Linked DNA regions of Mus musculus: regions 2, 3, 4 and 5 are each linked to region 1. The links are chromatin loops, found by intact Hi-C in ENCODE. Cell type or tissue: left cerebral cortex. All regions are shown on one strand.

What was found. A loop is a pair of places that touch in the nucleus more often than their neighbours do. Peaks named below come from ENCODE experiments on the same cell type or tissue, not always from the same donor. Only the 100,000 strongest peaks of a DNase experiment are listed, where the experiment ranks them.
Region 2: it touches region 1 in a loop (2.9-fold over the local background); 7 of 42 quality-filtered maps call a loop at or near these places.
Region 3: a loop joins it to region 1, with 2.2 times the contacts of the local background. A loop is called at or near these places in 2 of 42 quality-filtered maps.
Region 4: a loop joins it to region 1, with 2.8 times the contacts of the local background. A loop is called at or near these places in 2 of 42 quality-filtered maps.
Region 5: it touches region 1 in a loop (2.8-fold over the local background); 3 of 42 quality-filtered maps call a loop at or near these places.

What each region holds. Positions count from the first base shown.
Region 1 is chr5:72,091,945-72,096,944 of GRCm38, forward strand. The region is part of intron 5 of Gabrb1 (gamma-aminobutyric acid (GABA) A receptor, subunit beta 1); the gene reads left to right. Among named protein-coding and RNA genes, the nearest start is that of Commd8, 74 kb to the right of the region's middle. In left cerebral cortex, a CTCF peak has its summit at 2,855 (motif pointing left); DNase peaks (open chromatin) are centred at 2,152, 2,593 and 2,855.
Region 2 is chr5:71,543,774-71,548,773 of GRCm38, forward strand. Cox7b2 (cytochrome c oxidase subunit 7B2) reads right to left here and starts at 4,432. Exons shown (of 3, transcript NM_030052.3): 1 at 4,400-4,432. In left cerebral cortex, a CTCF peak has its summit at 1,973 (motif pointing right); a DNase peak (open chromatin) is centred at 1,982.
Region 3 is chr5:71,968,246-71,973,245 of GRCm38, forward strand. The region is part of intron 4 of Gabrb1 (gamma-aminobutyric acid (GABA) A receptor, subunit beta 1); the gene reads left to right. Among named protein-coding and RNA genes, the nearest start is that of Commd8, 200 kb to the right of the region's middle. In left cerebral cortex, no CTCF peak of the experiment used is centred here; DNase peaks (open chromatin) are centred at 2,313, 3,737 and 4,777; H3K27ac peaks cover 3,265 bases.
Region 4 is chr5:71,651,539-71,656,538 of GRCm38, forward strand. All of the region lies in intron 2 of Gabra4 (gamma-aminobutyric acid (GABA) A receptor, subunit alpha 4), which reads right to left. Among named protein-coding and RNA genes, the nearest start is that of Gabra4, 4.3 kb to the right of the region's middle. In left cerebral cortex, no CTCF peak of the experiment used is centred here; DNase peaks (open chromatin) are centred at 2,695 and 4,456; H3K4me3 peaks cover 1,358 bases; H3K27ac peaks cover 574 bases.
Region 5 is chr5:71,698,807-71,703,806 of GRCm38, forward strand. It overlaps Gabrb1 (gamma-aminobutyric acid (GABA) A receptor, subunit beta 1), which reads left to right and starts at 1,126. Exons shown (of 9, transcript NM_008069.5): 1 at 1,126-1,289; 2 at 1,483-1,574; 3 at 1,999-2,066. The coding sequence starts at 1,210. Gm38562 (a long non-coding RNA gene) reads right to left here and starts at 2,902. Exons shown (of 4, transcript XR_868471.1): 1 at 2,865-2,902; 2 at 2,570-2,768; 3 at 386-479. In left cerebral cortex, a CTCF peak has its summit at 2,397 (motif pointing left); DNase peaks (open chromatin) are centred at 1,116, 1,559, 1,952, 2,284 and 1 more place; H3K4me3 peaks cover 2,673 bases; H3K27ac peaks cover 2,261 bases.

The DNA.
Region 1 (5,000 bases):
GTTATAACTGTATTTACTTTTGAATGCATACTACATATTCCTCACCAGTTGGTAAACACTGAAGTTGCTTCCATGTTTTGACTATTGTGAATAACTATTACAGTAAAGGGGATACAGGTGTCACTTTGAGATTTTGTTTTCCTTTAAACACATGCCCCAAGGTATTATGGCTGCATTACATGCAAGTCCTATTTATAGTATTTTGGGAGCTCTAGATACTGTTTTCACAATGGCTGTACTAATTAACATTGCCACCAGGATTAACCATGATCCCTTTTTCTCCACAACATTACTCACATTTATCATTTGTCTTTCTTTTTTTAAAGATTTATTTATTATTATATTAAGTACACTGTAGCTGTCTTCAGACACACCAGAAAAGGGTGTTAGATCTCATTATGGATGGTTGTGAGCCACCATGTGTTTGCTGGGATTCGAACTCAGGACCTTTGGAAGAGCAGTCAGTGCTGCTGAGCCATCTCTCCAGCCCCCATCATTTGTCTTTCTTGGTAACAAATAACCATGCTTATAAGGCAAAATAATATCATGTTATGGCTTGATTTGCATTTCTCTGATTATTAATGTTGATCATGCCTTTCGGTGTCTTTTGCTTTGAGGAATTATCTATTTAGACATATTGCTCACTTTAATGAAGTTACTTGCTTTTTTGCTATGGGATTGTGTGAGTTTGCTATATTTCATGGATATCTCTGAGCCATAGTGTTCAACATGACATACAAGTCCAGAACCAACCAATGAAAGACAAAGGCAAAGATAGTTCTCCAATTTCTCTACCTCTGTCATCTTTGTTCTCATCCTGAAATCTCTTTAACTACTGCATGTATTAGAGAATTTGGGGTGATAAAAATTCTTCAAACCAATGACTTTTAATACTAAAGGTACAGGGTTTCCAGGGCCTGTTATTTAAGTTTTTCGGTTGCCTTTTTCACCTGAAGCTTACTCCAAAAATGTGCAACCATATCTTGTATGGAATGAATTGTAACAGAGATAAGGTATTAGATTATAGTGAGGGATGTTTATTTTTTATTTGGTTGCAAAACAATTTGTGCTTTCTTTATGCATAAATTCTATCCCCTCAGGATAAACCTAGGTATGACTATGTATGTAACTGGTCACTGATACAAATGATCTCAGCAGAAACCATGATGCTGACCACAGCATCCACTGGGCATGGGCAAGGGGCTTCTCAACATACATACAAATCTTTTTGGCAAGCTGTTGCCCTGTTCATCAGCATCTCTGACCTCTAGATACCCAAACCAGCCCAACCCAGTTTGTGACAACCAAAATTAGACATTAAGTGTCCCCAGGCACTAGGATGCACCTGAGGCTGACAGCCACTGCTCCAAACTCCTCCTGATGCTTTTTTGTGATGCTTCTAAGTGCTAGGATGATGGATTGCCTCTAAGACGCACTCTGCAGCCGTAACTTTGCCAAACGACCTTTTTATCTTCCCTATGAGTCAGGTAGCACAGATCATTGGCCCTGTTTCCACGGATAGAAACTTGGAAGCGTTCAGCCTTCCCAATCAGGTCATGAATGTCTGTGCTTTTATTTCCCCCACCTGAAAAGTAAGAATTATCATCATTGCTTTTCTTTCCAGGCCAAAGATCGGACAATAGCTACAGAGCAATACCCTTCTGCGACTGCTGTGCCCAACCCATTCTGCACCGGGCAGCTCTAAAAATACATTTGTATTTGCCTGCTTTCCTATTTCATGCTCATCAGAAAGAAAGCCTTTGACATAAAGAAAATGGCAACAAGCCACACGTTCCATCAATGTAACTGCCAAATTACATGGGGAAAAAAATCAATTCTAGAAAAACCAATAATAGTAGTCAGACAGTGGGGTTTTTCAGCATGCCCCAACACAATGCAATTTTAAAAGCACAAATATTAATGTGACCAACATGTCTAATATAATAACCTCTGCAACACTGACCTAGCACCTGGAATTGAATGTAGACAAGCTCTAGACACAAACCACAGAATAGCTTTAGATTTCTAGCATTTGACTCATGTGGATTCCAAACGGCAAGGGATTATGGGGGAAATCCATAGTAGTCGATGAGCCATAGAAGCTTACGGTTTCTGGCTCTTGAAGACTGTCCACCCTGACCTAGAAGAGATTCTAATAGCAATAGGCTTGTGAAAACCCATGGCAGGGACCACACACCTTACCTCTACAGAAGGAAAAAGCATCATGTTTAAAAACTGTATGCTGTAGATTCACTGTTACCTGCGGGTGAATGAAAAGCAGTGTGAAACTAAAAATAAACAGTTTATCCCTAAAGTGAGTCGGACTCTGGTTGGCTCATAAAGTCAGAAACTGAGCTCTATCTTCAGCCAATCATGTGTTTTAACATATCTTACTTCTATGGTTTACTTAGTCTCAACCGAGAGATATGAAGATATGAAGAATGGATTCATGGCATACATATATCATACACAGGCCATAGAGTTTTGTTGCTTTGTCCACACATTTGGGATACTACAGGGTCATTTTCAAGATGACAGTGATAATAAGGTCACAGGCCAAGCACCAGGCACACCAAAGCAGGTCATTTGCCACGCTTGCTTTAAGCACCAACTAACGTTCCATTATTAAATTAGATCCTCGGCTTTAAATCTGAATTCGTGGCAAAGTACATTAATCATAATTGTTCTAGGATCGTTTAATATAAGCTAATTTCAAAATAAAACCTCCTGAGAATCAATGATCCAAAATTTAAAATCACTGTGAAAAAGCTAGAACTCTTCCTTATGCCTAACAGAAAGGGTGCAATTTTCAGATCTGAAAGCACAGTCTAGTCTAAAAAGTCTTGGGTGCCCTCTACAGGTTAACTGTGTAGTTTTGGGTTTCTGTGTTTCCCATTTCTCAAAATAGATTTTGGCGATTTCTGGAACATAAAAAAAGTGATTTACTGGGGTTTCCTTTCAAAGGTATGGCATACTTACACACTAAAGTTGTCAAATACGTTTCCATTGCCCGTCGTCTTGACATCCATGGAAAGCTACTTTTAACTATTTCTATACAGGTTCTTTACCGTGGCTTCTCATTTATTTTTGACAATTTTATACATATGATACATTTTCCTTACAGTTACAGCATCCCATACTCTCTAGTGTCCTTCCTACACCCCCCCCACACACACACACCAATAACCCTCTCTTCTGAATTAATCAGCCTCTGACTAGCATATCAGTCTCCTTTTGTTTTTGCTATCGCTTTGTGGCCTGGTGAGTTTAACCAGGGCCACTGGCTTTGGCTTTGACATGAAGCTGTGTATTGGACTATCCGCAACTCATCAGTACCTACATCAGTGAAGACAACTGATTCTCTCCTCACCTCCAGCAGCCATCAACTGCCAACTCCTCCCCCAAGGAGGGGCCTGGCCCCATGAGTACTTACTGGCATTCATTACTACATGTGGGAAGGCCTAGTATTGTGTGGTCCGTGCAAAGAACTATATCTGTTGTGAGTTCATAAGTGTGACAGCCATGTCATTCTCAGAAAACAGTGTGACATGGCCCTTTTCTCCATCTGAATCCTACTTCATTCTCCCCACCCCCTCTTTGCTGGTGTTCCCTGGGCTGTGGAAAAGAATGTCCATTTGAAGGAAGAGTACACAATAGACATTTATGGTACGTGGCCAACCATGAGTCTCTGCATTAGCAGCTACTCCTTCCAAATAGAAGCAACCATGACCAAGGTTGAGGAAGCATCTGTCTATCGATCTAGACATAAATACTCAGGAGACAGTTTCAATTCAATTATCAAACAGAAGCAGTAGATGTAGGGCCTAAGATTGCACAGCTGTGGACCTCAGTACTATGCTTTAACTCGCTATTGTGGAGGTGACTTCAGAGCCCATGAGAATGCACTTGGGTACTCTCATAGTAGTCAGTCTACTATTGAACCATGAGCCTATCTTGTCTGGAAAGTTGGTGTTCTAGAATCCAAGGTCTCCAAGAAGATCGATGACTTTTCTCTTCCAGGTTACTACATAGCAATTTCTACCATTGTGAATGCTATTTACCAGGGAGGAAAAAGGCAGTTCAGTTACACCATATTTTCTCTACGTCCTACATTCAAAGTGTGTGGTGTCTTCGGCAATAACATCTTACCATACAGTTCTAAGAGGTTACCAAAATCAATGGCAATAATCTATGCCATTTGAGAGGTCTCTGGGGACTTCTGGCCACTGTGGTTTGCGTGTGAATCATCCTCTATGGTCTTGTGTCTTTGAAAAGTTGGTCTGCCAATGTCTTGGAGCAAACATAAAGAAGAACAAAAGAGCATGGTTCATTTCAAGGTTCCTTTCCCTGTGAGGCAGGGAGAGCAGAAGAGAGAAAAAGAGTGGCTTACACTGAAAATTCAGGTTTCTTCTGTGAGAAGCTTAAAGCAGAGGGAACTTCATTATCTTGCCACTTGAAATCAGCTCCTTTGGGAAACCTGATTATTATCTCTCTAATTCTGAATATTGAAAAGTCTGATAAATGGCTTACTTTGTTGTTGCTGTTGTTTTTAATACTATATTTTAGTTTTAAAAAATCTGAAATCTTATCCTGTTGAGAAATGCTCTATATTCTAATCATTGATAATGTAGGGGGAAAGTTGCTCTGTATCCTTGATCCTTTTGGGGAAGGTTATGGATCCTTTACGAGGTGGGTGTGTGGATGGATTTTGACATTTATTCCCTGGCTCTGCTTCCTGTCCTGTCTCTGCTTGTGACCTGCCAATGAAATGTGACCAGCCAGCTTCCTGCTCCTGCTGCCCTCCCTTCCTCACTATGATTGTCTATATCTAAGCTACTAAGTCGCTTTTGTCAAGGCATTTTATCACAACAAGACAAAAATAAGTAAGTCTGCCTGACAACTCATAGTGAGGGTCCCCAAGCCTGGTATGCAAGTATATACACAGGCAACTTTTTATTTCTTTTAACAACACACTACAGACTTTTTACCATTACTGATTT
Region 2 (5,000 bases), 550 kb before region 1:
AATTAAATGTTGCCCTTATAAGAGTGGTCTTGGTCATGGTGTCTTTTTACAGCAATTGAAACCCTAACTAAGAAATCTTACTGCAGATGGTTGACACAATATATCGTAATGAGTTAACACTGACCAAACAGTGTATATAGGACAGTGTTAGGCATTTAATTGTTATAAGTTTTCTTTAAAAAAAAATGGGGGGAGGCAGAGGTTACTAAACAAAGGCTGCAAAGGATGTGGATGGGTAGAGACCTGAAGAGAAGATTTACAAAGGTATACATTTTTAAACCACTTTAGGGTTTTAAGCACTTAGATTCACAGATAAAGACCAACAAAATAATATGTAAATATAGAACTATCCACCTATGATCATAAATATAAGACCATCAAACATAAAAGAGCATGCCAAAAAAATTGAAACCAAAGATAAATGGTGACTACAGAAAAAGGACATAAAAGTACTTTTGTTCTGAGCTTCAACTGGATGCAGGTCAGTTTATATGTGCATCATACCATCTAGGGTACTCCTATCAATGCGTTAATTTTTCTGCTATATGTTCATGATATTTAAGAGGAAAGTGGTTCAAGGTGCTGTGGGCAGTATGGATGAAATCTGATTTATATGCCTGTCTTTCAATAAAGTTTAAAAGATCATCAAATCACCAGATTTGGGTTAAAGTACATTTTTGTTCTTGAAATTCATTTTTAAATTTTCTTCATTTCTTCCTAGTTTCTGGCATTCTTTGGGTGCCAATGGAAGGATGTTTCTTTTATAAAACAGTCTCTCTCTAGTAGACAGGCACGTTCAACCAAATATCTTTCTTCTAACTAGAGAGTCCCTACACTGGTGAATTCTTGCTCTTAGGGAAGGCCTTAGTTTCTGCTACAAAACCACTCTGAATAGATTCCTGGACTGGAGCTGCAACTGATGTTTCTGAAGCAGGTTCCCCTAGGTGTCCAATGAGAATTCATTTCTCTTCATGTGTTCCTTCGGGCACCATCAATTGTTCACACCCCGAACACCATTCTTTACCACTACATTTTTTTTTCCTGTACAAGCCAGGACTATGTCTCTAATTTTCATTTCATTCTAGCTTTCATCTACACTTCTTACCTTTTTTAATTAAGGATTTTTAAAGAGTTGAGGACTATGAATGTAGTACTCAAAGCAGGGCCCTGGTCTAACAAACCCGAGGCCCAGGGTTCCCTCTGCATTTCTGCACTTTTCAACTGCTTAACTTATTTTCTTCTTCTCTATTACACAACAAATTAATGCCACATTGTTGCAAATAAATATCTGTCTTCTGTGCTTTTTACTTTCTTAACTACATCTTTTCGGTAAGGTACTCCCATCTATATTGTTAATGTCTAGTTTGCTCTAACCACTACTAATAAAGATGGCTTCATTTAGGGTTTACCACAAGTACTTACTGTTCAAATACCACACCCCTAGCCTCCCATGCACATACACCTCTGTGGAATTAATAATTTCAAGAAAGAACTTTTCTTCGTGCTAGATGACTACCCCATTCAACATTTAACTTATACTACATCCTGGCCTCTTATAATACAGTTTATCGCAAAACCTTTGAGCTGTTACAATCTGTCCTATTTGCAAGATGTGTTAGGATAATTAATGATGGCTGAGAACTTGTGGAACTGGCCAATCAATTACTGGTCCAGCTAGAGACCCACACCATAAGAGGGAGCCCAGGCCTGAAACTGCCTGGAAAGCCAGGAACCAGAGGCTGAACATCCAGAGACCCAGGATAGAGTCAACATTACTGCCAAAAAAAAAAAGAAAGAAAGAAAGAAAGAAAGAAAGAAAGAAAGAAAGAAAGAAAGAAAGAAAGAAAGAAAAAGAAAGAATTCCTAATTTCCTAATGGTATTTTACTATACTCATAGATCAGTGCCTAGCCCAATTGTCATTAGAGGCTTCATCCAACAACTGATGTGAGTAGATGCACAACCAAACACTAGGTGGAGCCAAAGGAACCCCATAGAAGAGGGGAAGGAATGATTGTAGGAGCCAGAGGGTTTACAGACACCAGGAAAACACAACCCCACAGAGCTAACTAAGCAGAGTTCATAGGGGCTCACAGAAACTGAAGTGATAACCATGCAGCCTACATAGATCTGTACCAAGTCCTCTGCATATACATTATGTTTGTGTAGCTTGGTGTTCTTTTGGTTCTCCTAACACTAGGAATAACGGGTATCTCTGACTCTTTAGCCTGCTCTTGGGACCCTTTCCTCCTACTTGGTTACCTTGATATAAGGGTTTGTGCCTAGTCTTATTGTAATGCGCTAAGCCATGTTAGGTTTGCGCCTAGTCTTATTGTAACGCACTAAGCCATGTTAGGTTGATATCCCTCAGAGACCTGCTCTTTCTCTTTTTCTTTTCTTTCTTTATTTTTCTGACCTGCATAAAGTATTGAATCTTGGGGAGAAGTGAAGGATGGTGGGATGGCTGGGAAGAGTGGAGGGAGAGGAAAATGAGGTTGAGATATGAAGTATGGGAGCATAATTTAAAATGTTTTTAAGTGAAAAATATATATATAGCTTATCATATGTTAACTATTATGAAAACATTTATTTAAAACACAAAATACATTTACATGCAAACTCCATAGTAGCTATATACCTTGAAAAATCATGAATAATTAATATACTCACAGATCTGCTAAGATTTTCCTTTTATACTTTTAGTGTTCTATTAGCTTACAAAGCATCAGAATTCCTTATGGCATTTTAATACAAACTTAGTTTTGGTTCATGTGTCCGACTCTGTCCTCCTCCTGCTCCTTCCCACCTCTGTATCCTTTATTTACCTTCAATATCCCAATTTTGCTTTCATTTCTAATATTTTATTACTCCCCTGCACCTATATATATATATATATAAAATCATAATCTCATGGACCTCTTTCAAGTTTCCCAGCCTTTACCATATTTACTTCTGTAGTAAAATGGTCATGAAATATATGAAATCATTTTTTTTTCATTCCCTTAGATGGTTCTCTGAAATTTATTTAACATAAATACCCCCAACACATGCTGATTTTGGATCAGTCTTCTGTTTCAACCAAGACTCGACTGAGCAGCACCTCTCCCTAACACTCTGCTGCATTCCTCTGGGTCTCTCTTGAATCTGTTTCCCTCTTAAAGGCATCTACATTAAATCTCATTTCTAGGTCATCTCTAGTAAAACTTTATTATCTTCCTGAAGAAGTTTTCCACCGGCTCACATCCATACTGTTTATGTTCTTCCATTGCTGTAAACTAATACTGAAGCACAAAGTTTAAGCTATTTTTAGTATACCAAAATCTTATGAAAATTTGAGTAGTAGCATGAATGGTCCTCATTCCTTATAAAACTGACTTCATAATTCCAGCTTCCTAATTTGGTATCTTTATGTAGCTCCTGTGGTCAAGTAAGTTTGGATTTCAATAGTCAGAATTACTGTCAAGAGTGAGCAGAATTATCAAATGCAAAGCCAACTGAAGATTAAGAGCTTGGAGCAACTTTAAAACCTATATACAAGTCCTATATGTCCAAGACTTGTCTTTGTGTAATTCTCTCTCTTGATTGAATAATAAAATGATGAAAAAGTAAAGCAGAGTCTACTTTTTATGTCACCTACTTAGGACTGACACTAAACAGTTCAGGAAGATACTTCTCCTGATGTAGAAAAAGCAAAAGAAAATAATTTGAATTATAAATTGCTTCCATAGAAGAAAATAATCTATCATCTTCATCCCATCTTTGTCTCATACAAAGTTACTTAAAAAAAAAATAATGTCTACAGATTTCCAGGCCAGGCCCATCAGTGGAAAAAAGTTTAGGAGTCTCCCACTCCTGAGTAGACTGCATTTGCTGCCTTGCTACAAAGATCACGAGTCTTTTTTTATAGACTAAGGTGCCCAAACCTGACTCTATAGAAGCCAATGTAAGCTTCTGTAAAAACTGCCATGTTTCAGTGGACGAATCACTCAGTGAGGAAAACAATCCCTAGTCGGGAACCTTACTCACTTCCTCCTGCTTGTGACTGCGGCTGAGCTGGCCAGGACCACAGGGCTCAGAAGCTATGCTTTGAGGTCGAAGCTAACCTGGGCTACCAATGAACCGAACAAGCAGGCCGTCTCCACAAACAAAAAGAAAGTGGATATCATGCCAGGATTCATTTTGAAACAGAATTTTCCTTCCACATTCACTCTACATCCTAAGATATCAGGCTGTGAGGGGAAATCCAACCGAAATGGTCCCTTTTCCCTGGGGGTGGCGTGGGGGCGACAAGCAGTTAACTAAGAAAGCCCTCAGAACTAGTTGTACAGCCAGTAATTAACAATGAAAGATGATCTCTACAAACTACTGATAAAAAACTGAACCCTGAAACTCTGTACTTACCAGCAACGACACAGGCAAAAGCTAAAAAGAGATGGCGCCGAGGCGAATCCAGTACCTGTCAATAACCCCGCAGTGAAAGAGGCACTTCCTGTGTAGCTCCCGCCCTAGAGGAAAGGAAGGGGCGTGACGGACTTGAAGATGACACCTTCCAATGTTCCAATCTGACCAATCAAATGACCTCATTTACCGCCACAGGAAGTACCAAGGAGACTGGCCTTAGGAGTGTTTCATTGTGTCAAATGTCCCTGTATAAACGAAAAGTTTGAAGCTAGGCATCCTCACCCTCCAGTGCATCATTTCTTCTGTTGGTGCTTCTTCTCTTCCAAACCACAGCACTCTCTGACAAGCCCACGGGCTTTCTCTTACGTTTTTTTTAATTACACGTAAGTTATGAGGGAACTTTGAGATTATTTTTAAAACCACAGAGAGAGGTCAAAACTCCTTTAAACTATCTGGCCTCTCCTATTTCAAGATGCTTATAATGGTGACGAAGTAGTCTTACGACCAAGATGGGACCTTTGAAAAAGAAATAGCAATATAATTACTTAGAATTTTAGGAGTTTAAAATTAGACGATGTGATGGTGATGAACCAATAAAGGG
Region 3 (5,000 bases), 120 kb before region 1:
TCATCATCACTTGGAAGGAGGAGAAAATTTTTCTACCAGGTAAATTTCATAACACACAGGGGATTCATTAATTTTTGAAGAGATACCATTTATATTATGTAAATGACTGCTTACTGTTGCCCAATCACCTTCAAGACAGTTAGAAGGATCCAAGCTGTTTCATTTTCATGCCTGCCTTCTTGTCTGCCAGGCACTTTTAGAGGTTTAGACGTGTGCCACCTTTTATTTTGATGGCTTCCCAAATCATCGAAATCATTCGAGGCCTACTCAATGACACTCCAGTTGGTTTATTTCTCATCCTTTTGTAGCAATCAAGTTGTTACTATCTGCTTGCAGGAAGAGTACACAGAATTTAGTGAATTTCAATGCACTAATTCCCAGTGGCATATAACTGCTATGGGAAAGTTGAAGCCCCTGAATCACCAAGGCTTTATGCCCCATTAAGAAAGAGGTTTCCATGATGCACTTCTCTATTAAGTCGATGTTTCTTAGGCAAGCTTGATTACATTGGGGCAGAACAGACGATGGAGCATTTAACGGAAAGCAAGACTGCACTGGAACATAATCGAATAACAGAAATCACTTTTCGTTAAATTAATTCTGCAAAAAAAAAATCATTTCAATTAGTCGCATGCAGACAGAGAGGGTCTGGTGAAGTGTGGGACTGAGATGGTCATGCTGGCAGTGTCCAGGATGGATACAACTAAAAACGACAGTGCCCGTGCCCAGGCTCACCTCCTTCCCCATGTTCTTTTGTGCCTTGTTATCGTTTTCTGTATTTTTCCATCTCCCCAGAGGCTTTGTCCTGTTAAATATGCCTATGGCACATACTTCATAGATGGGAGCTGATGATCAAGGTACAGGATTTAACTCTACCCCCTCTGCACAAGAAAATGGGACCAGTATTTCTGTTCCTCTTGTAATGGAAGTTCAGTACAAGAGCAGTTTCCCAAGTCATGCAGACAGAGAGCCCACTGTTTTTGCGACTTTACTACGCTGTCATTTCACAACACACTACCCATCAGCCTTGTCTCTTCCTTTCCCAGACTTTTACAACCAGACTCCCAACAAAGGTCCTTTGTAGAGGACCCAACAAAGACCAGCCTCAGCTAGTCCACCCAAAATGCTCATCCCTATGTCCACAGTGCAGTTACTGCCTTTCCATCTTGCCCTTGCCCTTAAACCACTGATATCCTGTGAAAAAAATATGGAGGTGGTTCAGTCTCTGCGAGCCCCCCATGGCCCATTTTATTGACTCTATAGGTCTCCTGTCCTTGACCCCTCTGGTCCCTCAATTCTATCCTCCACTCTTCTACAAGACTCCTGGAGCTCCACCTGATGTTTGGCTGTGGGTCTCCCCATCTGTTTCCATCCACTGCTGGATGAAGCCTCTCACGAGACAGTTATGGTAGACTCCTGTCTGCAAGCACAGAAGAGTATCATTACTACTGTTAGGAGTTTGTTCTCTCACGGGGGCTGGACCTAAATCCCCTACACATTTGTAGCAGATACGCAGCTTGGTCTTCACGTGGGTCCTCTAATAGTTGGAGCAGAGGCTGTCAATGATTCTGTTGCCTGCCATCACTGGATTGCCCAGTTGGACCTCTGTGGAAGAGGATGCACTTAGTCCTGCTTCGACTAGATATCCCAGAGCTGGGTGGTGCCCAAGGGAGTCTTCCCCTTTTCTAAGGAGGGGAGGAAAAGATAAGGGCAGGGGGGGAGGAATTTGTAAGGGCGAGACTAGGATGAGAGGAAGGCAGGTGTGATTGGGATATAAACTGACTAAATAAATTAATGAAAAAATGTGGAAGGTGATTAGATTCAAATAAGATGGGAAAGTCATTATTTGCTAGATCTGAATTCACGCATGCACCAAGCTTGTTTTGGTTTCAACCTTGGATGCCTTTTTCCTGAATCTCACCTGTGCTTTAGAAGCCCGTGTTGGCTGTCTGTTGTTGCTAAAATGAGGAATAATTCCTGCCTATTAGCAAGTGAGTTTACCTCCAGGAAACCACTGAAAATCAGTAGAAATCAGAAGAGCTTCAGCAGGAGCCTAAATTAATCTACAGGAGCCTTTCAGAGCTGTGAGCAGTATGAGTCCCCACACAACAAGGTCAGCCCAGTCACGATTTTGGCTCTGCTTTTAAAGTGGAAATGATTTCTGAAAGACAACTTGCCTGTTGATTTATGTTAGGGAGTGGGGGTGGCAAAAAATAAATAAATAAAACAACAAAACATTAAGAAAATATGACTAATCAAGAGCCATAAGCCTGGAAAACAGAAGCGCCTGATTAGTGATGCAAAGCTGGGATCATGTCTTCTTGTATTTGTCAAAATGGGGAACATAAAATCCTGCTAACCTATTCAGCTAGCTGAAAGGTTTCCATGACAACGGTGGGAACACGGAACATTCAGTCCCCTTGTCTTCAAAAATAACCTTTCAGTATAGGCGAGAGATTGTTAAAGGCACTAACCCGCTTCACCTGGGTAGTCCAAGGTAACTATAGCTGACCAGAATCTTGGTCTCTTTCTACTCAGTAAGAACATCGAAAGGTCTGTTTATCCTATAGCTCAGAACAAAATTGAAGGTGATTCAGCCCACAATAAACTATGCTTGGTTTCAGAAGGTTAAAGTTTTTTCAGTTTGTACACTCATTAGCTCCCCCGCCCCCATGCCTTGACACAGGAATGAGAACTCACTCCTATGCAGGACCTTGTATATATATAAAACTTGGGGGTTTCTTTTTACTTGCTCTTTAAAGGCAGTTAAGTTGAAAAGAGAAAATGCAATTATCTTATAATTTTTTCCTGCCTCAACACCTTTTCTGATAAACAATATAGAGAAAATTAAGAAATAAACATATATGAGCATATATCTATCTGTATTCCTATGTAATGTACATACTGTATCTCTATTTTAATTTTTAACTAACATATTTCTTAAGTCAGACTACATGGGTAAGCATAGATTATGGATGAATGTCATCAAATATGGGAGATCATCATATGGTGGTCATGTTTCCAAGCGTGGGTCTACAAAGAACCAAATCATACTTTAATGAGTACGCTGGTGCAATTAACCTACCTCATTTGGCATTCCTGTTTCTCCAAGAGCGAGGTTCTGATCAGGCCTATTGGCTGCCAATCCAACGTGGAGCCTCTCTTCCCCGGTTTAGTCGACCTCTGCCCAGGAGGCACGTTTAGTTCCAAGTGCTTCAAATGGTAGAATCGATAGAGTCCAGGGGACCACCACATCAGCCTTTATGGTGAAAGACATCTTTGAGAACTCCACTTGAGGATAGACAATTCCATATCTTCTTTCTAAGACATAGTCTCCATGGAGTTGCAAGAAGGGACAGAAGCAGTAAGGGGAAGGGCATGGTGGAGACATTGAAAAGAATGAAATATACCAAGCAAACTTGAGACTGCTCTGTGATCTCAGGTGTCAGTGAGGGGCTAGAACTTGAGTCCACCACCCCCCCCCCAATATTTTTATTTATAGGAATTCTAAATAGCAAAGACTTTTTTTCCCAAAATGTAATAGCGGAAGCTACAGAGGAGGAGTTCTTTTTCACTTTTGAAACATTCCTCAATTCTGTAGCCTACATGGGAGCTAATCACAAGGACTCCCTCTTTGTTCACTTACTGTGAAGGAGCTGTGCTGTTCCTAACCCTGGGAAAGGGAGGACTCAGAATCACTCAGACTCTCTGTGGATGCAACTCATCCTCTTGGCACCTGCACTGCACTTTATATTGGATTCTAAATCAGCAGGAGAAGCCTTGTGGTGGCAAAATGAAGAGTTGGGCTGGCGTGACTTAGAGCTCTAAGTGTAAGCATCTCTATGAAACAGTGAGTATCCAGGACTTTCCCTTAAAGTATGCCATGTAAAACCATTCATTGATTATTCCCATTTTTTTGTGTTGCAATTTTTACCTTTACAACTTATTTTGCCTGATATGTAAAATTTCCAAGACTGGAAGGACTTTGAAATTTAGATTTCCTTTCGCTGTTATTAGTATTTGTTATATTTCACTTTAAACAGCTGCATATTTCAGAGAAAGAGGGATCACAAATTTGATCCACTACAAACATCCAGTTGCTTGCATATTCAACTACGTGTTCTATTTTCAGTATTTGGGAACATAACAGTCACAGTGAACACTGTCCTACCATATTCTATAATATCCATTCTTCCAAATAGTTCAAGTTTTAACTATTTATATGTTTTAGAATAATAATCTGGTTCTTAAGGTTTGCTAATATAAATAGTCCTCTGTCAAATATTTCACTATGCAAATTTTATTCCTACCTTCTGACTACATCTCAATGTAATTTTGTGATACTCCTCATAGGCAATACACAGAGACCAAAAGGAGGGCTGTAGCCAACAATGACTACATATAGCAAGATTATATGAATCATTAGTGCAAGGCTCTCTAACTCATTCAGTAATTATCCATAAATGGAATATGTAGAATTTAGATGACCTACCTACAGAATCCTAGGGAAGGAAAAAAAGATCAAGAGAACTCATGATGTGTTGGCTTTAAAAGGCTTAAGAACTTCCCTTTTTATAAACACATCTATTATTTATGTGCCGTATTCGTGAACATTTCTATCCATCATGTTATGCAGAAGCTTTGCAGAGTGAAATCCTCCCAGGCAGCTTCTAGTCATCTGGGGCATCCTAAGCTGCTATATTTATTCATGTTTCAATGAACATGCTAAATAAGAATTTGGCAGGATGATGCAAGAGCCATGGATACTCAGCTCCGTTCTTAAGCTTAGAGTCAGGCACTATTTCTCTGGCTAGGTTATTTCCTACCCGTCTTCTGTGCAGAATATAAGGTGAATAGGATTCACTCCCACACCTGGGAGTCAGCCAGACCCGAAAACCACAATGTGATATACTTGGGAGAAAATTTATCCTGTGAGGGGGAAAGCAAAGTGGCAGTTAAAATTCTGACTGCCATCCTGGTCTTCCTGAGTTGCCAGTTGT
Region 4 (5,000 bases), 440 kb before region 1:
CATGCACATGCAAATCATGTATCCACACATCTAAAGGGCTTCTACTAATAATGCTGATAATGGTATTCCTTTAGATACTTAAACCAAAACTTTACTCAATCTCATTTCTTTCATTTCTCACAGACCCTGCATTATAACTGCCATCCTTCATCTTAAAAGACAAAACACAAGCAGAAAACAACCAAGTCTTAGATATCAGCAGATTACTTTGTCACTTGTTTGGTCCAAGTGTTAAGCATCTCATGACTGAGCAATTGTGAAAAGATCCCAACCAACCCTGCTTCTTTTTGTTCTTAACACAACATCCCTAATGAGCCTTTTCAAAACTCGCCAATACAGGATGTGCCCTGATATACTTCCCCCCAATCATATCTAGTGTGACTCAAAATAAAAGCAAAGTCTACATGCCTGCCTACAGAGCTTTGTAGAGCCTCTTCTTTCTTCCACAACACTTTCATCTGCACTGCACCAGCCCTGACTTCCAGGCTTTGCAGGATTGTCCCTAGAGCTCTTGCTCACCAGAAGACCTCACTCCAAATGCGCCCTTATGTTCTCATCCCTCTGTGATCAGTGTCCAGGTCCCACTTTATCAACAAAGCCTTCCTAACAGTGGAATTAAAACCACCTTCACACCCATCCTCTACGTTCACTGACACCAGTCACACTACATAGTTCACTTGTTTTGTGTTTTAATTTCCTGTCTCTTCTACTAGCAAGTGAGCTTGGGAGGAAACTTGGACAGTCCCCTATAACTTTAAACACCACACTTGTTCAGTTTCTCAGAATAGAAATCATGGAGCTATTTTTACTTCCCTTGATCATTCATATTAAATATATCATCATTTTGTTGAATTAAAATCCCTAAAATACCTCATCTTTGTCCATTTATGTCTATCCTCTCTACATCTACGTCATTTCATGTGACCATCTACATAATGAAGAGGAACAACAACAATAACAATACAACACTGAAACACACACGTGTCACGTGGTTTTCTCTGCTTCTAAACCTTTTTTTACTCAGCACTTAGACCAGTCCTTTCACAGAAAGTTAATGCCTTACCTAACAAACTCCAGGGGCGCCCAAGTTTGCTAAGAGAATCATCCAAAATACTTTATAGAATCCCCTACAGACCTTTTATGACCTGGCTTCTGCTTACAGTTCTCACCTAGTACCGTAATAATCCTGGCCCTACTTTAGAACAAGAAGGGCACCAGAAACCTTTGATTCTCATAATCACACCAATCTATTATCCACTTATTCATATTTTATTTGTTTTGTTGGTCTGCTTGTTGAGTTGGCTTGGTTTTATTGGTTGTTTATTTGCCCAACAATAACTTTTCTCTTTCCCTCCTGGCACCCTCTGTTATTAACTTGAAAGATTTGTTTAGCCATCATTTCTATGTAGACTAGATTCCTTTCACACTTTCTATTTTGATGTTACTAAGTTGTCCCACTATATTATCATTTACTTGTTTGATTTTGGCTACTTTTATCTCTTTTTATTGCTTAGAGGTAAAGTCCATGACAGGCAGTTTTGATACCAAATACTGTCTTAAGACTTCCATATTACTCCTTCTACGTAACACTGTATCTGCACACTGGTATAACAAATGAATCAATTGGTGACTCAGGGAATGTCGCTTTCACTTTCTGTTCCTCTACTTAAAATATTCATTCGATGTATGATTATTAATCGTGGTTTGACAGTCAATTAATAAAGCTAGCACATGACACAGGAACTTTCAGACTGAGACACAGATCATCTGAAAACTTCCTAAGAACAATTAGGTTTGTGTCAGAGAAATAGACCAAGTTCACTCAAATGAATACAAGTTTCCATGTTTTCTCCTCCATTTTAAATACTATTATTTTTCTCTTTTGGGGTGTTATAATTGCTTATTTATCCTTAACTAAATAATAAGAGTTATGTTCAGGATAACTGACTCTTGGTACACAGTACTATGTGAGGATGCCTCCAAAAATGGACATAACCATCAGGTGTCTTAACTAAAGATTGGAAGATGTGATGTGAACTGTGACTTTGTCAATTTTTAGCCTTAGTTATTGTGGACATTCAGTAGGAATTCTCTCAACCTCTTCTCTAGCAGAGGAATAATGCCTACCTTGTGCATCTCTGTGTTTCTGAAGCAATCTTATTATTTAAGACCATGGTACATTCCAGTAATATGAAGTCCTACTACACTAATGAGCAACCTTGTGAAATTAATGGAAGTCTTCTATTTCCATATCAGTAAGGTTAAGGAAGATGATCTAAAGCAACCACCTATATTTATCGTATTAATTGTTTGAGATTATATGCCCCCAAGACTGTATGTATGCCTCAGATATGTAGAAAATAAGGAAAGGCAGGATTCCTAAACTATCTTCCTGTGGTCAGCTACCTAGTTTTATGAAGCCATACAACTGTGTTCAAAGTGGACAAGAGACAGAAAGAACGACTTTCTAGTTCCTCTGTGACAAACTCAACGTGGGTGCCACTTCTAAGCAGGAACAAGCTACATCAGCATGATAGGAACTAACTGACTGACTCATCAGAAGCTGAAAGACTTCTGCCCTTCAGAAGTCCATTCCAGCTTCTCTCTACTGGCCTGCTCTGTTCACCTTTCCCCTCCCTGCCCTCCCCAATGGGAGAATGTGGAGATGAGAGAGAGAGGAGTTCCTGGAGGGATGAAGAGAAGAGAACCATTTCAGCTCCCTTTATCTCCCCACGGCAAGCTGTGCTGCCAAGTTAAAAATACATAATTTGGTTTCCAAATCTATTTCAACCTCTGCCTGGCCGACTGTGTAGTCACAAACCATCCCGTTGCAATTCACGTCTTTGCTTTCAGCTTTATTTTAAATTGAACCCGGCTAAGTTGTATAAACAGATGAAAGGTAAATGTCCCACAAAGAGCAGAAATGGGATTAAAGGAGGCAGGAAGCCAATCCATATTTATAGTGTGCTGTGGTCAAAATCTGAATGGTTTTCATCTTATTTTTAAATGCCAAACTTTCGGCAAAGTATAAAATGTCAAGTCATGGAAGGGATGAAAGTTGCGGCTTATAAATTTACCTGGTAACAGGAATGTTTCTTTTTATGTTCAATAGTTCCCAATAGAACTTCCATGTAAACAGATAATCCATGTCCTGCAGGTGATCATTACCATCCTTCTGTCATATTTGGACTACGACCTGCTTACAGAGAACGGCCCATTTCTGAGGAGCCAATCGTCTCACCACAGATATCTATGAGCAGGGTGAAAATATCCCTTAGACTGCAAATTTTTTTGTTTGTTATTTTTTGTTTTGTTTTGTTTTTTATTTTTTTTTAATTAGGTATTTTCCTCATTTACATTTTCAATGCTATTAGGCTGTAATTTTTATGGTAACTTCGTTAGTAATTTATCATCTGCTAACACTCAAAGTAAGATAACTGCAACCCTGACCCGTGATGGTTTATAGCAATGGTCAGGTGAATGAGGCAGATCACTCAACAATGTCAAGTAAGATGACTGATAATCAACTTGAGACACTTAGCCACGTTATAGTTGACGGAACCTAACTCTCTTATGGTCTTCCCGGTGTTATGGGAGAGAGCACATGGTAAAAATGCTTCTATATAGCAGATTCCTTTCTTCTTCTTTTTTTTTAATAAGTTGTCTTACAGCCAAGAGAACATATTTTTACTTTCAACACTTACTAATAAAGTCATATAGAACCAGCTATAAAATGTGCTTTCATTTATGAATATTTAAGGTACATATGAGCTATATTTTCCTACTTTTGTATTTAAAATGTGAGTTTAAAAACCCTTCTGGGAAGACAGAGCCTCTTCTATTGACATTCTACAGAGTCAAGTGGTAATCACGTGATCTAGAACATTCTCCACAAAACTATTTTTGATCTAAAATGATAATTTCCTAGTCACTTAGGAAAGCTCACATTTTGACAACTGATTCACTTCTCTAATGAAGTCTCTCTTCAGATTTGCATGAAGGCAAAGGTAGTGTGGGCAACCTATACCTGGAGAAACAACAGGGAAGAAGACAGGGAGAAACTTCCATCTTTCCCATCCATCTTTATCACTGGCAATGCAGACACCAAAGGAATCACCTCACTACTTTATAGAGTTACACCCCCCCCCCCAAAAAAAAAAAGCAAAGAAACGGATTGAAATGCTGGAGACCAGATCTCAGCACTGATGTGCTATGTGCCCCATGCAAATCATCTCCTTTAGTGTCCTCCTCTGCCTAGTCCTCACCCCAGTCTATCCAAGTCTACTTAACCCCATGATTCTTTCTCTCTCAGTCCACACTCCTTCTATCTCAGATCCCATGTGTTCCCCCACTCCAGGATCCTATTTTATCTGCTCTCCCACTCTCTCCCTCCCCCACTGCCTCAGCTGAAGGCAGAGAGCCCTGCCCCCATGCTTTAAGCTCACCCTCCCCCCTTGGCTCAGCTGGAGGCAGTGAGCCCCCTGCCACCATGCTTTAAACTCAGTCTACTACTTTGTCAATCCACTAGCTTTGTCCTGTAAGTACAAAATTCCACCCGGGGTTCAAGTCCATAAACTCAAGTTACCAAACCTGTCAAATGGGGACAGCAACAGCTTTTCCTTGGAGTTGCCATGAGAGTTAAGAGTGATGTATACAAAGTGCCAATCTAGTTGAAATTAAAGAAGCACACTAATAATGGTTGTCTTTGTTACCATTCCTATCAGTTCGGACTTTGGGCTGTTTTAAGTCTGGGGTCCTCTGGTCTAACTTATTTACAGAAGGAAGAGCAGTACTTTGCTTTCAGAAGAGTGAACCAAGCCAAGCAGTCTTACGCAGTCACTTCTCCCTGATGAGCAGGACTGCTAAACTGGACTGAGGTTGAGTTCTTGCAGGTTTCAGCGCCTAGCAGCAAGCTTGCCATATAGATACCGCCGCATATGCAAAGGAACTATGGTTTGAGAACAAATGCGCCTTGAATGTGTGTCTCCCTACTATGCACT
Region 5 (5,000 bases), 390 kb before region 1:
TCTTGGTTTGGTAATAATTCTTCAGTTTACACAGACAATATCAGGAAGAAGTGATTTCTTTTTGCTTATCTTTGTAAGGGGTTTGTGAAAAGTTTACTCTAAGTTTCAGAATACCTAGTATCAAATGAAGACTTGATATATGCTATTTAACAAAGGGCATGAATCCATCCCAGAATCTCCAACCACCTAACATGTTTTTTAGTGATATGTACTGAATTGCATTTCCTAACTTCCCTTTATTTGAAAGAAGATTGGCTTTTCCCGGGCTGCATAAGGCATATTAGACTGAGGATGTTCAGTGTTCAATTTAGGGATTAAGAACAGGAGCTAGCACACTGACAGTTATAAGCAAAAAGCTTGGGCGACTAAAACCTACAAGATTTACCAGCAAAGGTCCTGGAAAAAAAGATTGATTGCCAGGGTTGCTTCATTCTTCTTCTCTTCACTTCCCATTCCAAGTGGACTGATGGAGATGGGAGCTAAAGGAAAAGCATACATTTAAAAGTTAGTCAGTTCTCTCCTCCCCCCCCCCCCCCTCCAATTCCACAAGCAAGCAGCTGTCTTCATAACCTCCGAAGAGAGGACAAGACTCCCAAACCCTCCCTGTGTTTCCTCCTCCCCACCCCCAAACTCCTTTTCCGGGCCGGCCGGCCGGGCAGTCTCTGCCCACTCCCCTCCCCAGCACCCTCCCCATCTTTTCTACAGACAACCAGAGAACCATCTCCAGACTTCTTGTTCTAGGACCTCTATAACTGTCAACAAAAGATGCCAGACAGCCTTAGCCAGATCATTGAAAGCCCTGTTTTAAAAAAGAAAAAAAAAAGAAGGAAAAGAAAAGAAAGAAGGAAAAGAAAAGGAAAAAGAAAAAAATTCAAGCTTAGGACAGGAGGGAAAGGAACACAGCAAACCACAGCTCAGGAAAACTGGGCACACACACACACACACAGGCACGTTGGCTCCTTTGCATAGAGACAGCAGGTTGTATTCGACTACCCAGAGAACGCGGAGCACCTCAGACAGGAACTTTAAAGGGATTGAAATCTGTTGCCTGTTCCACTAGGAATATTGTTTGCAAGGCACAAGGTGTCTTTTGGTAGTGAGTACCCTCTGCGCATGCGCAGGTCCATTCGGGAATTACTGCCCAGCCGCCGACTAAGTTGCATTCCTTGAATCTTCGCAGAAAAGACAATTCTTTCATCAGAGTTAGGAATGTGGACAGTACAAAATCGAGAGAGTTTGGGGCTTCTCTCTTTTCCCGTGATGGTTGCTATGGTTTGTTGTGCACACAGGTGAGCTGCCTGCTTCAATCTCTCTCTCTTTTTTTTTCCTTGGTGATTTTCTTCTTCTTCTTTTATTTTTTATTTTCCCGTGCCTGCTGGATCATGTATCTTGTTATTTGGGGGTAGGTGTGCCTGGATCTTTTTTTATGTCTGTTTTCAGTTTGTGATCTTTCTGAATACGGTCCCTACTTCTTCCCTTCAGCTCCAATGAACCCAGCAACATGTCATACGTGAAAGAGACAGTGGACCGACTGCTCAAAGGATATGACATTCGCTTGCGGCCGGACTTTGGAGGTAATGCTTCTTCATTTTTTTTTTCAACCTGTTACCCATCCCTAGTTCACCTTTTCTGTCAGATATAATGCCTCCTTCCCCATTTTACCGTTCCTGTAAACGTGCAATACTACGCCCTGCGCGCACACACACACACACACACACACACACACACACACACACACACACACACCACGCACTATCCCCAATCTCAGGTGGACGTATCCTCAGGCTGAGCTGTCCCTCTCTTCAAGCCGACACACCCTCTGCACTGTCACTGCATCACGCGTGTGCCCACACCTGTTTTCTCCCGCTGTCCCCTACAACAGGAAAGGGGTAGGGAGGGAGCCTGCTTAGTCTGTAATAAGATCTGGGAAGCCCCCAATGTCCCCTCAGCTCCCTGCCACTCAAAGACTGTCTTTGCTGTGGTCCACCTCCCTGGCAGGGCCCCCGGTGGACGTCGGGATGCGGATCGATGTCGCCAGCATAGACATGGTCTCGGAAGTGAATATGGTGAGTGGCCTCCCCAAGGGCTCGGCGGCCGGCCGAGCTTACGCAGATGAGAAATGAACCAGTTCCCCGTCCTCTGCTTTTCATTGGTGGTCACCTCGGCCCTGGTCCCCAGGGTCCCCACTCCGCGCGTACGCCCCACTCCAGTACACACACTGTCGGTCGCCCCACAGTTTGTATTTTCGACACACACACAGGCTACCGCAGTGCTCCGAAGGAGACGTACTCCGCACTATTTTGGGAAGGAAGGGGGACTGTTGCGCCGGTGGATTGGCTGGGGCGGAGTCTGAGCCTTACTTTAGCCGGGTCTCCCCGACTGTCGGGCTGTGCAGGGCACCATCTGCCGGCGGCCAAGTGGTGTACAGTGGGTTCCCCCGGACCAGGGGTTCGCAGCCAGCTGTGGCCAGACAAGAGCCCCAAAATCTCCACAGCTGAGCAGCCTGAAAGCCCCAACCCACCCATCTCAGCCACCAGGCTGGCTGGGCTCGCGAGTGTCCCCTCCCTACCACAGAATCCAGCGCAGTGTGTGGCAAGAGCAACAGGCTGAGATGAACAGTTCAGGATTGCTAACAGCAGAAGTGCCCAAGCTTGCTTCTAGGCATTCTGGACCCATGCAAGGGTTCATGTGTTTGTCTTCCTGCAGCTTGAAAGTTTTAAGTTGGAGGAGAATCGGCGAGTCATATGACTTGGCTTTCGTCTAGAAATCTGGGCAGAAAAAATAGAGATCTGATGATTAATAGGACTGAGGTGGGGGAGGGCTGGTTTATTTTAGTCATTAATTTTAAGGGATCTACACTTTACCATCCTTCTCTCCCTTCTTCCCTTCCTCCTTCCCTCCCTTCCTCCCTCCCTCCCTCTTTTCCTCCCCCCCCCCCCCCCCCCCCCGTCTTCATAGCACTTCTTTTCTCTGGGGCTGTGGTAAAAGGGATTCAAGTCAGAGCAGCCTCTTGTGTTGTTGGTTGTTTCCATTCACCCTGAGAAGCCCTTTTCTAATTGTGAGAGTTCCCAGGGAAGGAATTGCCTGTTGCTTTTCTAGAACCCACCACCCAGGGAACAGCAAGATCAACAGGAACAAAAGGTCATTTTTATCCACTCCCAAAAGGGAACTAATTCCAGCACCAGAGATTTAGATACGCTGAGTAACTTAGACTGGGATCCTTTCGGATATTCTCTCTGTAACACTTATTGTTCTTCCTCCCATTCCTAGTGGGGCATTTTTATTGTAATATGCTAAGGTTTAAGAATTTTCCTTTTTCATCTTTTAGATTAGGCCAGGAAGCAATACATACATTTATAGATCATTCAACGGGTGGTATATGGATAAAATGTGTGGTTGGGGTTGGCAGAGTTGAAACTCGCTGTCTTAAATGGTTTGGCTAAAATGCTATTTTATAATGTCTTGGATTGTTTCAGATAATATTTTCAAGTGTTTTTCTACTACTACACTGAAAAAGAAATCCATTTTTAAAATTTGATTTAGAAAGTAGATTTTTTTTTTAATAAACAAAGACGTTTAAGAGACTGATACTGTTTACATGCATGCTATTACCACAAAGCAACTATTCACAAACATTCAGAAGAGCACGGTTAGATCCACATACAGAACAACTGTGGCCCATGACTGCAAATGCAACCAGATACATTGCACAATGTACTCGCTTAACAATCAGTGCCAGTGCAGATACATAATGATAACATTTCCCTGTTCAGTCATTTATAGGGCATTGTGTAAATATCTCCATAGATCATTTATAATATAGAAGATTCAGAGATCCCAGAAGGTAAATTGTGCCTCTGTACATGGTCTATGTCACTGTGTTAGGGTAAATTAGATTTCCAGAACTGAAAGGCCCTGAGGTAGACTCCCAACTCCAAATTCAGACATGCATGCATGCACATGTGTGTGTGCAGCACACACAGAGACCTTTACACACAATCTATATACATACTTTTAGCATTCTTTTAACTATATTATAAAGTACATTGTGTTATATACTGATTATATAAACTACACAACAAGAAGCTCTGCCTTGTCACTGAAGTGGATTCATAGACAAGCTGAGAAAGGATGCATGTAAATGTGGTGGCATAGAACAACTTCTCCTAATGACTGAGCAATAGTCTGTTTGCTCACTACTCCATGACAGGTGTGCTTGTTTTTCAATAGTCACTCATAAATGAGCCTTTGATAATGCCCTTTACCTAAATACTCATTGTGTTTCACTGTGACATCAGCAACAGAGGCAGATAGTGACAACTGAAAGCTGGAAAGTTAGAACCCTTGCTCTGGGTATTCTTTTCCTTTTAATGACAGCTACTGACAAGACTCGGGCTTAACTTAGTGGCTCATCTATGACAAAGTGTGGAAATAAATACACCGGAAATAACCCAGGAAAATGAAAGTTCCGAAAGTATTTGTTTTAAGAGTTGAGAGAATGTATGCACACAGCGGGGATAGTTAGTGCTGCCCTAACCACTTACTAAGAAGAGAATTAGCTGCAACATGCTTGGGGCACTATAAGTAGAACTGAAGGTCTGTGGGAAATAGGATGTTTAGCTTGTTATTAAGCATGCTTCTGTACCTTGATGGACACTAATTTGCATGATATTATATGACAGAAAATTTTCTACAGATTGAAAACAAAATAAGAATTAACAATAAAATAACACAACTAGTAGTCAATGAAATGTAAGTTAAATCCATTACTACAACATTGCTAATTAATGTTCACATTTTTGGTCATTATTGTTATAACCCATTCTATGGCTGAGAACATGGCATATAATTATGCATTAAAGGGTTAGAGAACTAGGGCTCTGTTAATTTTGGTCCTATTTGCACTAGTCTAAGTAAGATATGTTTCAAAATCTGTTTATTGCCCATTTGAAGGCTAATATCATACCAGGACTACTTTTAAACAAACATTAGATTTAAGG